2 separate regions of the Homo sapiens genome follow, and region 1 is linked to region 2. A link is a loop called in an ENCODE intact Hi-C map of the cell type or tissue named here. Cell type or tissue: endothelial cell of umbilical vein. All regions are shown on one strand. Each heading gives the region's core, and the rest is flanking DNA. Links, peaks and the distances in the headings are about the cores only.

Region 1 (5,383 bases), core at 281-5,280, 100 kb after region 2:
TGGGTTTTAAGAATATGGCATCACCAGGGGAAAGTCACATTTTAGATAATCATAGGAAATAGTGCTTTTGAAGGAAAAGGAGGGAGAGAGTAAGGAGTATGCTTGTGTGTGGGTGGGGAACATCCCAGAGGAAATGACATACATTTAAATTAGGGAAACAACCTGAAAGATTTTAATCTGTCAAGAAATAATAATTAAATAAAATAATTTAAATAGAAATTTATTAGTTGGTCATTCACCTCTGAACAACAACAACAGTGAGAAATATATGAGGTATTTTCATTTTCAAAGATGCAAATTTGCGTAGTTTTCTCTTTGGCTGAAGAAATCTTCCAGAAACTTACATCCAACAAATATTGAGCACCCTTTGCATGCCAAGGACTATGTATTCCACCATCATTAACTCATGGGGTGCTGCATGAATGTTTTCATTTCACATTGTCATATTATCTACATCTGATCAGCTGGAAAATCATTTATTGAATCACTAACCTCTTATATGTCAGACAATGCTCTTTGATTAGCAATTTCCCACTTTTAAATGCTAATACCTTTAAGAATGTTAAGTTGGCTGTTGGACTTTCTTCTTTTATTGTGAATTTTACTTTCAAAATAAATTCATTTAATCAGACTGATTTGCTGTGATGAGTCTTGTTACAATGCTGAGTTTATGAGAAATTCTTACTAAAAATGCATACTCATTGTGGAAAATTTAGATAATACAGAAAAGAGAAAGTTTGACCTTTGATGTCCTAGAGAGTAAATTCTCTGAAAAGAGACACAACTGGGAATGATTGTAAGGAAATCCTAACCTCCTCGAGATCCTGAGGGCACAAATGATGCTGGATTTGCATTTGCTTGTACTACAGCATGGAGTGCTGCCTAAAAACATTAATAAATAAAATACTACTTCTAGTACTGGGCTAGGTGCTGGGGATACAGTACTGAACAAAGCAAACTGTCTTGCCCTCCTGGAGTTTACTTTCTATTGGGGAGATAGAAGTTATTCACATAGTTGTACAAATATGTTATTAATGAACAGTGATAAAAAAGAATTGGACTGGTAAAGAAGATAAAGTAGAATGGTACTAAGGTAGTGTAGTCAGAGAAGGTGACATTTAAACTGCACCCAAAGGGCGTGAGGAACATATGAAAGGGAAGAGACACAGGGAAGAGAAAACCTCAGGGGCAAAGGCCCTGAGATGGACAGAAGCCGCAGTGCTCAGTGAACAGAGAGTGCTAGTGTGGCTGGAGCAGAGCGGGCAATGGGGAGAGCATAATGTGAAGGGGCTGTAGAGAGAAGGGGACAGAAGCTTGGTTGGGCTGGGCCCTGGAGGCCAAAGGAAGAAGCTTGGATTTCATTCAGAGTGCATTGAGAAGCCAAAGAAGGGTTTTGAGTAACATGGGATGTGATTTGATTTTTATTTTTAAACTAGTGCTGTGACTATCATGTGAGAAACAGATGGAGGGCAATAAGAGGGAAGGGATGAGACCAGCCAGGAGTCTGCATTAATTCAGATGCTTAATAATGGTGGTTGTGGTGAAGATGATAATGATGATAGTAGTAGCTGCAATGTTTGGCGTCTTCTGTAAGACTGATGCTCTATGTATATTATCTCTAATGTCACTGTGTTTCTGGAGTTTGGATATGATTGTCTCCCTTTTAGAAGTGAAGAAATAGTGGCTCTTGCAAAACGTCACATAGGTAAGAAGTAGCAAAGCCAGAATCTGATATTAGGGCTATCTGGCTCTTTCTCTTAGTTCATGGAGAACATTGGTAGAATGGGGCATAATTGAATCCCAGGACCTTATATTTGATTCATCTCCTTGTCAAGCTTGGTTTCTCTTGAATGGGAAGAGGATCTATGAGGATATAGTGGGATGAATGAACATATTGCTGGGTACTGGAAGCAATACCAGTGGAATCAGTGGAAGAAGACAGGTCCTGGCTGATAAGGAGAGGAAATGGGGATTATGACTAAGTTTGCCAACACAATATGACTTCATTCTGGGAGATTTTGCAAAGGGGCAGAAGTGGAGGAGAAGCGGGGGATGGGAGCACAGGGGAGTGTGACACACCAATCCTCTACTCCCTTGGGTGTAGCAGTTTCACTTCTTTCTTAAGGGAGATTAGAATACATGATATGGAAAAAGGGAAGATAGAAGTTTGGGGAATAATGAGACAGCACCTTCCTCACCCAATCTGGATCACTTCCTGTCCCCTACCCTCCACCACTCTGAAAGTTTCCATCTGCCACTTTCCTGGACCCTGGGGAGAACACTTCTCCTAGGGAAAGGAAATACTCTATAAAGATACCTAGTAGATCAATCTATGACTCAAGCCAAAGCCCTCGTGAGAAGAGGGAGGGATAGTGTGAGATTTTAGGGAAGCTTTGTTTTATGTCTTTAAGGTAAACAGTACTTATCACTTGTAAAGTACTTCTGTGCTTTGCCATGGTTTTCCTGGATGTGGTCTTATCCAGTCATTTCTATACATTGGCACTACCTGCCCCATCAACTTTTCCAACCTTACTTACCCCTCCCTCCATACTCTCTACATTTAGACCAATTAGACTGTTTACCATTCCTCAATTCACCATGCACTTGCACACCTTCATGGCTTTGCTCAAACTATTCCTCTTGCTAGTGCTACCTCATCCCTTTGTCTGGGAAACTCTGTTTAACCATTGGAGGCCAATTCAAATGTTTTGATCTCCCTGACAACCCACAATCAAGCCGACTTTATTGTTTCCTCTCTCCCTTCCTTATCTATTATATATATAATAATAGATCCAACTCTGTTTGTTTTCCTACCTCCTCCACTGCTAGGTCCTTGGGAACAAGGGTTGTGCTTTAGTCATCTTTATTTCCCCAGAAATTATCCACAGCAGGCACTCAGTAAATGTTGTGTAATTTGGATCAGTGCTTACAGAAACCCTATAAACTAAGTAAGGCAGGCATCATCCACTAGACAGATGTGGGGACCCTACCCAAATCCCAAAGATCTGCAGAGCAGTGGAGGTAGATTCCCTGGTTGAGCTGTTATGAAGCTGGCACTACTTCACCATTTTGACTTACAGAAATGACAGTCTTAAATGCCTCAGTCTAATAGAACGCACGTCTTCTTGTTCTTGGGTCAGTGCTCTTTGTAAAGCATTTTTAAAAGCTGACTTTCCAGCTGGCCTGTGGCTCTGCAGTTTTAGTGTGACTGAACATTTCAAATTATTCAGTACAAGTTGTTTTATTCCCCTCCTGGGCCCCCTCCCATGCCTCACATACTTTGAGGGCCCCAGTGGATCAAGTCTGTAGTAATCTTTGAAGAAGCAAAGGTAGATTGGCATCCCCTTCCCAAGCTTAGACCTAGGATTTTCTCCTTTCCCTCAAGTCCCTACAGCTCTCCAGGTCTCAGTTTCCTTGTCTTCAAAACAAGGAGGGTATGTGAAAGCCAGCATTTTCCTCCTTGACTCTTTCCTGTGCTCCTGTACAGGTTCCTCATTTAGCTCATTTATTTCCTTCTCCCAGGGCCCCTTCTATACTGGCAGCTGCACTAGCCCCTTATTCACACAAAGGGTACCATCCTCAGAAAACACACAAATTCTGCCTCAGCCTTGTGATCTCCTCTTCTCCTTTCTACTAACCTTACAGCAGGACAAAATTACAGTGAAAAGAAAAGTCCACAGAGTCTGCAGCATTTTTTGGTTTTTTGTTTTTACTTGTTTTTTTCTTTAGTACCCAAATATCTGAAAGCTGATTTTTTTTTTTTTTGAGTCAGTGTTTTGCTCTGTCACCTAGGCTGGAGGGCAGTGGCATGATCATTGCCTCACTGAACTCCTAGGTTCAAGGGATCTTCCTGCCTCAGTCTTCAAGTAGCTAGGAATACAGGTGTGTGCCACCACACTCGGCTAAATTTTTATTTTTGTAGAGACAGGGTCTCGCTTTGTTGCCCAGGCTGGTCTCGAACTCCTGGCCTCAAGTGATCCTTCCACCTTGGCTTCCCAGAGCACTGGGATTACAGGTGTGAGCCACCATGCCTGGCTGTTGTTTAATGGATTCAGAAAGTTCTCACTGCTAGAAGAAAGCAATGTATGGAAAAAAAAAAACAACATGGAACATAGAGACCTTTGGTTTTAGTTTAACTCTAAAGTTGAGATCATTTTCTTCTTTTACTTTTTAAATGCATTTTACATAAAATTGGACAAGTAATGTAAAAATTCTGAATCTTGTAAAAATTCAAAGGAGTATGAAATACTTAGCAAAAGCATGTAGAGTTAAATAAAAATTCTCCTTTTTTTGTTTTTGTTTTTTATTTGAGACAGAGTCTTGGTCTGTAACCAGGACTGAAGTGCACAGCTGATTGCAACCTTGAACTCCTGGCCTCAAGTGATCCTCCTGCCTTGGTCACCCAAAGTGCTTGGATTAGAGGTATGAGCCACCATGCCTAGCTCTCCTGTATTTTTTACAATTAGCCCTTATATAGTGTTTACTATGTGCCAAGAACTGTACTAAGTGCTTCACATATTTAACTTATTCAATTATTACAGCAATCTTGTTAGGGTAGCATTATTATTATCCCTCTTTTATATATGAGGAAACTGAGGTACAGAGGGATCAAGTAAATGCCCAAGGCCTCATAGCTGAAACCCTAAGCGAACATTTTCAGAGTTCATGAGGTACTTCAGGAAAGGGGTGGAGGAATCCAAATCCGTTGCATTCCAGATCTTCCTCCCTAGCCCCTGCATCCAGAGCAGAAAACCCCTACCTAGAAAGTTTTCTAGGTAGAAGAGGTTTTACTGGTAAGAAAACAAAATTAAAAGTTTGAAAATATGTCATTAGGCCCATTCCACCTGAATTATTTGACCTTGTAAGGAGGGTGATAGACTGAGGCTCAGTTCATATACCATCAGTGGTAGTCAAGCTAGAGAAGATTTAGTAGCATTATAAGGAGAAAGCATTACACTTAATGGTTGGAAGAAGTTTTCAAAACTTTGTAAAGAGTAGAATCCTTTTCTGAAAAAAGAATATTGCATGGAAGCCTAATAGATAACAGAAGACAAAATCATTAACTTATTAATATAAATATGCTTCATAAGTTTACATTTATATTTACTCATTATAAAGTTATTTAATGAAATATGCTGTTTCCAGCATAATAATGGGTTAGTTACCATGAACAGCCCTCCTGATAAAAACAACCAAAATGCTGCAAGATGTATTTTTAAATATCTTTTCAAACAACATTGAGGGGGCATGAATGGGAGGCTAGCAAACTTGGCTTTTTTCTAAAGTTGTCTACTATATCCTAGAGACAAAGAGGAAGAATTACATAAAGAATCAGGACCAGGAGATAAAGCTTAGGATATGTCTAAGATGGAGAGTCTAACAG
Region 2 (5,383 bases), core at 57-5,056:
TGTCTACTATATCTGCCATGTGTTCTTTTTCAGAACAAGTGGTTTATTTTTATTCTTTGAATGTGCCATACTTTCCTGTTCTTTGTATGCCTTCTGATTTTTTTTTGAAAACTGGACATTCAAATCTAGTAACATGGTAACTCTGGTAATTAGATTCCCCCCATTTCCCAGAATTTAATGTTTTTTGTTATTGTTTTTATTATTATTATTTTTTATTCTTGTAGGCTATCTCTGTTCCAAGGATTAACCTGAAATATAAATTTAAGGTCTTCTCAGGTATTTTCTGAGTTTTTCCCTGGGCATGCATAATCACTTTCTAATTTTTTCCATATATGCAGTTGTTTTTGAATGTCTGGCTCCCAAAAGAGGAAAAAGAGAAAAATGAAGAGGAGAAAAAAGAGCACTGGCCCTTTAAGTCCCTTAGAAGTCACTTCAGCTAGTGGGGAGGGGCTTGCCACAGTGGGGATAGGTACAACAACAATGGCTGCCCACCTCTTTGTCTGCATCTCTGTGAGCAGAAGCAGCAATCAATGATCGATCAGAGCACAGATCTCTAGTATCTAGAAGACATGGTCCTTTTTGCCAACCCTGGCTCTCACAAGCTATGTACAGGTTGTTCCAGAAACATATGCACATTTGCCAGTTACAAGGCTGGGACTGGGGATGTGTAGATGGTACTGTGTTCAGAGTACTGAAATTAACTACAATTTATTGTTCAAGCCTTCCCCTGGAAGTTGCAAGCCTTCAGTACATTCTAGTGTTCCAAAATTGTTACATCACATTGATTCACCAGCTCAATTGTTATCTAAGTAGAGAGACAGATTTCTTGTGCCTCCCACTCTATCATCTTTATGAAATCCTCTCTCCACAGTTGTTTCAGTAGAGTGATGCTCATCCTTTTTCCTTACATTACAGTCCGCAGGCAAGAAAGTGAAATTCTGTGCCCAGATGCAAATCCTTAGCGGAATCAACCTGTGCCATCATTGTCCCCTTGATAGGTGGAGCCATCAAGCACATTGCCTGGCACTATCAGGAAACCTGCACAGTTCTGGGTCAGTGGTTGCTAATCACCTCTCTTTAGTCCACACAAGCCTTGAGAGTAGAGCATGTAATAAAAGTACGTTCTTTCAAATCTGAAACTTGGCATTTTGATGGATCAGAAAGCAGAGGAGCCTCTAGAAAATGCTGGCGAATTTCTTTGGGAGTGATGCTAGTATTTTTCTGGGGCATGTATGATACTAATGAACATAGGGCTTGGTATTCTATCATCATCCTTGCCAGCAGCATGGAAAGTGTTATCTGTGGGAAGTATAACTTTCAATTCTTGTATCTTAGTCATCTGGGCTGCTATAAACTGGGTATCTTAACAGAAATTTATCTCTTATTGTTCTGGAGGTGGATCAAGATATCTGCAGATTCAGTGTTTGGTGAAGGCCTATTTCCTGGGTTATGAATGGTGCCTTCTCACTGTGTCCTCCCATGGTGAAAAGGGCAAACAAGCTCCCTTCGGCTTGTTGATAAGCCACTTATGAGGGCTGATCACTTCCTGAAAGGCCCCATCTCCCAATACCATCACCCTGTGGTTAGGATTTCGACCTACAAATTTGGGGTGGGAAGACATAAACATCAAGGCCATGTCATCTTGTCTCGATTTTCTATCCTAATCCCTTCACTCACATGGACAATTAAAGTCCCAGAAAACTGAGAGCCTCAGGAAATTTTGTTTCAGTATCATTCCCATCTAGTAGTTCTCAGGTACTGAGCGAAACCTAAGGATGTGAATCTTTGGGTATCCACATATTCTACGAACTATTGAAAATAGCATCCTGAATTGGCCAAGTTAAATAGACTTAAGCTAGGCTACAAAATCCAAATAGGCCTAGATGAGTGGAGATGATCAAGTTTTGTGGGTAGACAGGGAAGAAGATGAAGAAAGCCAATGCATAGGAAGGGTAGAAGCTGGTGGAAAAAGGAAATCTCGAGGAAACTTTAGAGCCAGAATCCAAATGTTCATGGAAGCATTTTATTTGGTGCCCATGACCACTGATACAAAAAAGCCAAAGCAAAATGAATGTGCAACTCCAGCTTCAATAATATCAGGCCTTTTCAATTCTACATCCTTATTATCTTGCAAATTTATCCCCCCAAGCCCCGCCTCATGCAGTTGGTTCCTAAGTCTGAGAGATTCTACCTCTTAAATACTTAATCTATTTCTCTGATGACCAGAGTAATCTAAAACAAAAATTTGATAGTTACTTTTTTACTTAAGTGCTTCAATGCCTCCCATTTCCTACAGGCTTAAATATTGATATCTAATGTAGTATGTAAGACTACTTATGATTTTGCCCCCTGCTTATTTTTTCTTACTCACGTAACACCATTTCCCCTCCCTCACTCATGTAACACCATTTCCCCTTCCTCTCTAGCCACAGTGTTAGTTCCTAGAATATGCCATTCTTATACATTCCTTTGTGACTCAGTTCCTCTGCATGTTGTCTGGAATGTTCTATTCTTGTCTGTCTGGCAAACTTCTCCTAGTCCTCTAAGACTTTCTGTCTCTCTAAAGTCTTTACTGACCTACCAAGACAGAGTTGAACACCCCTTCCTCAGGACTTCTTTTATCTCTGGCACACAGCTCTATTTTAGGACTCATTGAATTATAATGATTTGAAAGTCTAAGTGTTTCTAGAGGGCACATACGATGTCTAATTCTATGCTTTCAGAACCTGGGACAGTTCTTGATACAGAGTAGGGTCTCAGATTGGCTTTGAATAAACACGATATTTTTGTTTAAAAGCAGAAGGAACTTGTGAACAAGTTCATGTTGTTGATAGTCTCTTGGATTCCATATTTGATGTCTGAAGTATATGATGTTAATTCCTTCCTTGATTTAACGTGTATTTATTGAAGATCAATCCTAAGCCAGAAATGGGAAAACAATGATCAGCAAAAATAAATATGTACTTTACTACTTTTACGGAGTTGAGAATTTATTGGGGAAACTTACTACTGTTGTAGAAATTATTAAATAAAATATAACATCTCTCAGGTTTGGCCCATGATAATAGTCTGAGATTGTCCCTAACACAAGCCTTCCTGAAATATGTCAAAGCCTTTGCCTGTTGGACTACTTTCATTTCTTGTATGCTGCAGGCTCACCTCTTGTTCTCCAGCATACAAAGCCATTTTGGTTGATAAACACAACAAATTAAAAATCGAACATGCAAAATAGTAAAACATCTTGTTTTAATCCAAGCAAAACTTTGTCTTCAGAAATCTGTGGAGGGTTGGGATACATGAGTAACTTTACAGTTTACCAGATGCTTTTGTATTTATAGTGGTATTTGGTTTTGCTTATAGGAAAACCAAAGGAATGTTGGGGGAGCATTCAAGAGTCAACAAAACAGAATCATCCTCTTAGGCTGGAGGGATTACCATTTTAGGCAGTGAGAGATTACTGAAATGTACCCATAAGGGTCCTAGTCTCTGCCCACAGCCAATAAGATGCAAACTTCTATCTCAGGCAGTGTGTCTAGAGGAGTGAAAGAGGCTCCCAGATCTTGGCATTTTGAAAATGGAAAAGGAAAACAAACAAAAAGTATATTCGTGTGAAAATCAGATATCAGAAAATTCAAACAAGCACCGTCCAGGTTCCTACTGTCTTGAGCTCTCCAGAGGGTTATATTCTGCTTCCTTCTCCTTTAGGGTTTCCTAAAAAGAAGGGCAGACTTGGAGTTAAGAGCAAAGATGTATAGTTAGGTCCATTCAAAGGCATAACAGCCAGCATCACAGGGGACAGACGTTCTTTTTAAAATGTTCCTTGAGACAGGGGTTTATCTTTCTTGAATTTGGCTATACCTGTTTTCCTCCAGCCCCTCAGCTGGAGGTGGTAACTAACTAGGAATTGCTGCCAGAGAGGCAATTTCTTCCTTTTAAGTGAAGTGCTGCTATGGCAAAGACATGCTGCTTCAAGGGTTAAACTTTAAAACACTCATTTTGATATATAAAGAAATTATAAACAAAGCACAAGGCAAAGTTGCAATTTCAGTTTGTGTTCAAAGTAGTAATAATTTCCTAAACTGACACTGTTGTTTTGCTTAGTCCAGACCTTTGAAAACAAACGAGTTTTACAAAAGCTATATTAGTAATGTAACAATTAGTGCACTACCACTATTTTCCCCTCTTTTTCTGAGTCTCAGAGAAGATGAAGTTTTCTTGATCATCTTTTTAAAATAAAAGTTGTAGGCCAGGTGAAGCTTTCAAGGTGACTTTGAGACTGAGGGAAGGAAGGAAATGGGGAAGGGAAAACAAACAAACAAACCAAAAAAACACTACAGATTACTTCATACCTCTTTCAAGCTTAAACAGAACTCTACTTTGGCTTTCTAATAAGCTAGTTTTCCAAAAGAGAGTTTGGGCTTTGGCCTAAGACCCCTCTGGAGCCACTGACTTGCCCATTAGATACAGTCTCAGGAAAGCTAATATAATGGCACATTTCGTCTACAAACTTAAGTGAAAAATAACCAGGTACAAAACTTTGGGTTCTCTATCTTAAAAGCAGCAAATATCTGTGTTCTTTTCTCAAAACTGGATTCTGTCAATTTCCTGAATTAACCACTTTACCATTGTGGTTTGCTTGCTTGTTTTTGTTGGGCAGAGTTGCAAATGTAATAAGGGAAGGGGGTCCTTGCACTGGTTTAGTACCAGGCAAGGTTACCAAGGGGGCTCATTCTGGTTCCAGAAAGTGGAGATGGTCATCCTCACTCTCCAGAACTGGGAGTGGCTCATTCCCACTCCCCGGAATCTGGAGTGGGTCTTCCCCACACCCCAAAACTGAGAGCAGATCAACCCCACCCTCCGCAGAAGAAAGACAGTCAGGGCCAAGCTCTTTTGCCCCCTGAGACTTTGGACTTGATTGTCCCCATCAGACCTTCAAAAGATCTGAATGTGGCCGACTTCTTCACGCCTCCAAGCTTCCTGCAGATGAGAGTGCCCATGGTGGACAGAGCAGCTGATGTCTTCTGTTTCACATAGGTGTTGGAGACCTGAACATCAAGCCAGCTCTTGGACAGATTCTGTCTCAGCCCTACCAAGGCGGTGAGGCCTAACTTCCTCTTGAGTTCCCCACAGCGTCTCTCTTTGGCTGCTAGTACGTGGCGTAGGGTTACAATTTCAGCCTCCAATTTAGTGAGTTTGGTTTTGAGCTCTCTTTGCTCGGGCTCTGTCAGATCCTCCAGTTCAGAAGTCGAGTGGGATTCATATGTGCCCACAGAGGTCTCTGTCCTGGCATGTGGCATGGACTGGGAAAGAAGATCTTCGTTAAGAGAGTCCAGGTCCAATTCTTGGTAGAAAGAGTCGAATTATTGGGCTGCAGAGAAATAAT

The links. Peaks named below come from ENCODE experiments on the same cell type or tissue, not always from the same donor. Only the 100,000 strongest peaks of a DNase experiment are listed, where the experiment ranks them.
Region 1: a loop joins it to region 2, with 10 times the contacts of the local background. A loop is called at or near these places in 1 of 110 quality-filtered maps.

The regions. Positions count from the first base shown.
Region 1 is chr9:6,227,229-6,232,611 of GRCh38, reverse strand. The region is part of intron 1 of IL33 (interleukin 33); the gene reads right to left. It overlaps LOC107987046 (a long non-coding RNA gene), which reads left to right. Exons shown (of 3, transcript XR_001746614.2): 3 at 4,317-4,380. Among named protein-coding and RNA genes, the nearest start is that of IL33, 14 kb to the right of the region's middle. In endothelial cell of umbilical vein, for the core only: no CTCF peak of the experiment used is centred there; DNase peaks (open chromatin) are centred at 2,061 and 2,841; H3K27ac peaks cover 833 bases.
Region 2 is chr9:6,328,510-6,333,892 of GRCh38, reverse strand. It overlaps TPD52L3 (TPD52 like 3), which reads right to left. Exons shown (of 2, transcript NM_001001874.3): 1 at 4,931-5,383; 2 at 2,002-2,917. The coding sequence starts at 5,297. The coding sequence ends at 2,874. Among named protein-coding and RNA genes, the nearest start is that of TPD52L3, 2.8 kb to the right of the region's middle. In endothelial cell of umbilical vein, for the core only: no CTCF peak of the experiment used is centred there; a DNase peak (open chromatin) is centred at 2,482; H3K27ac peaks cover 1,789 bases.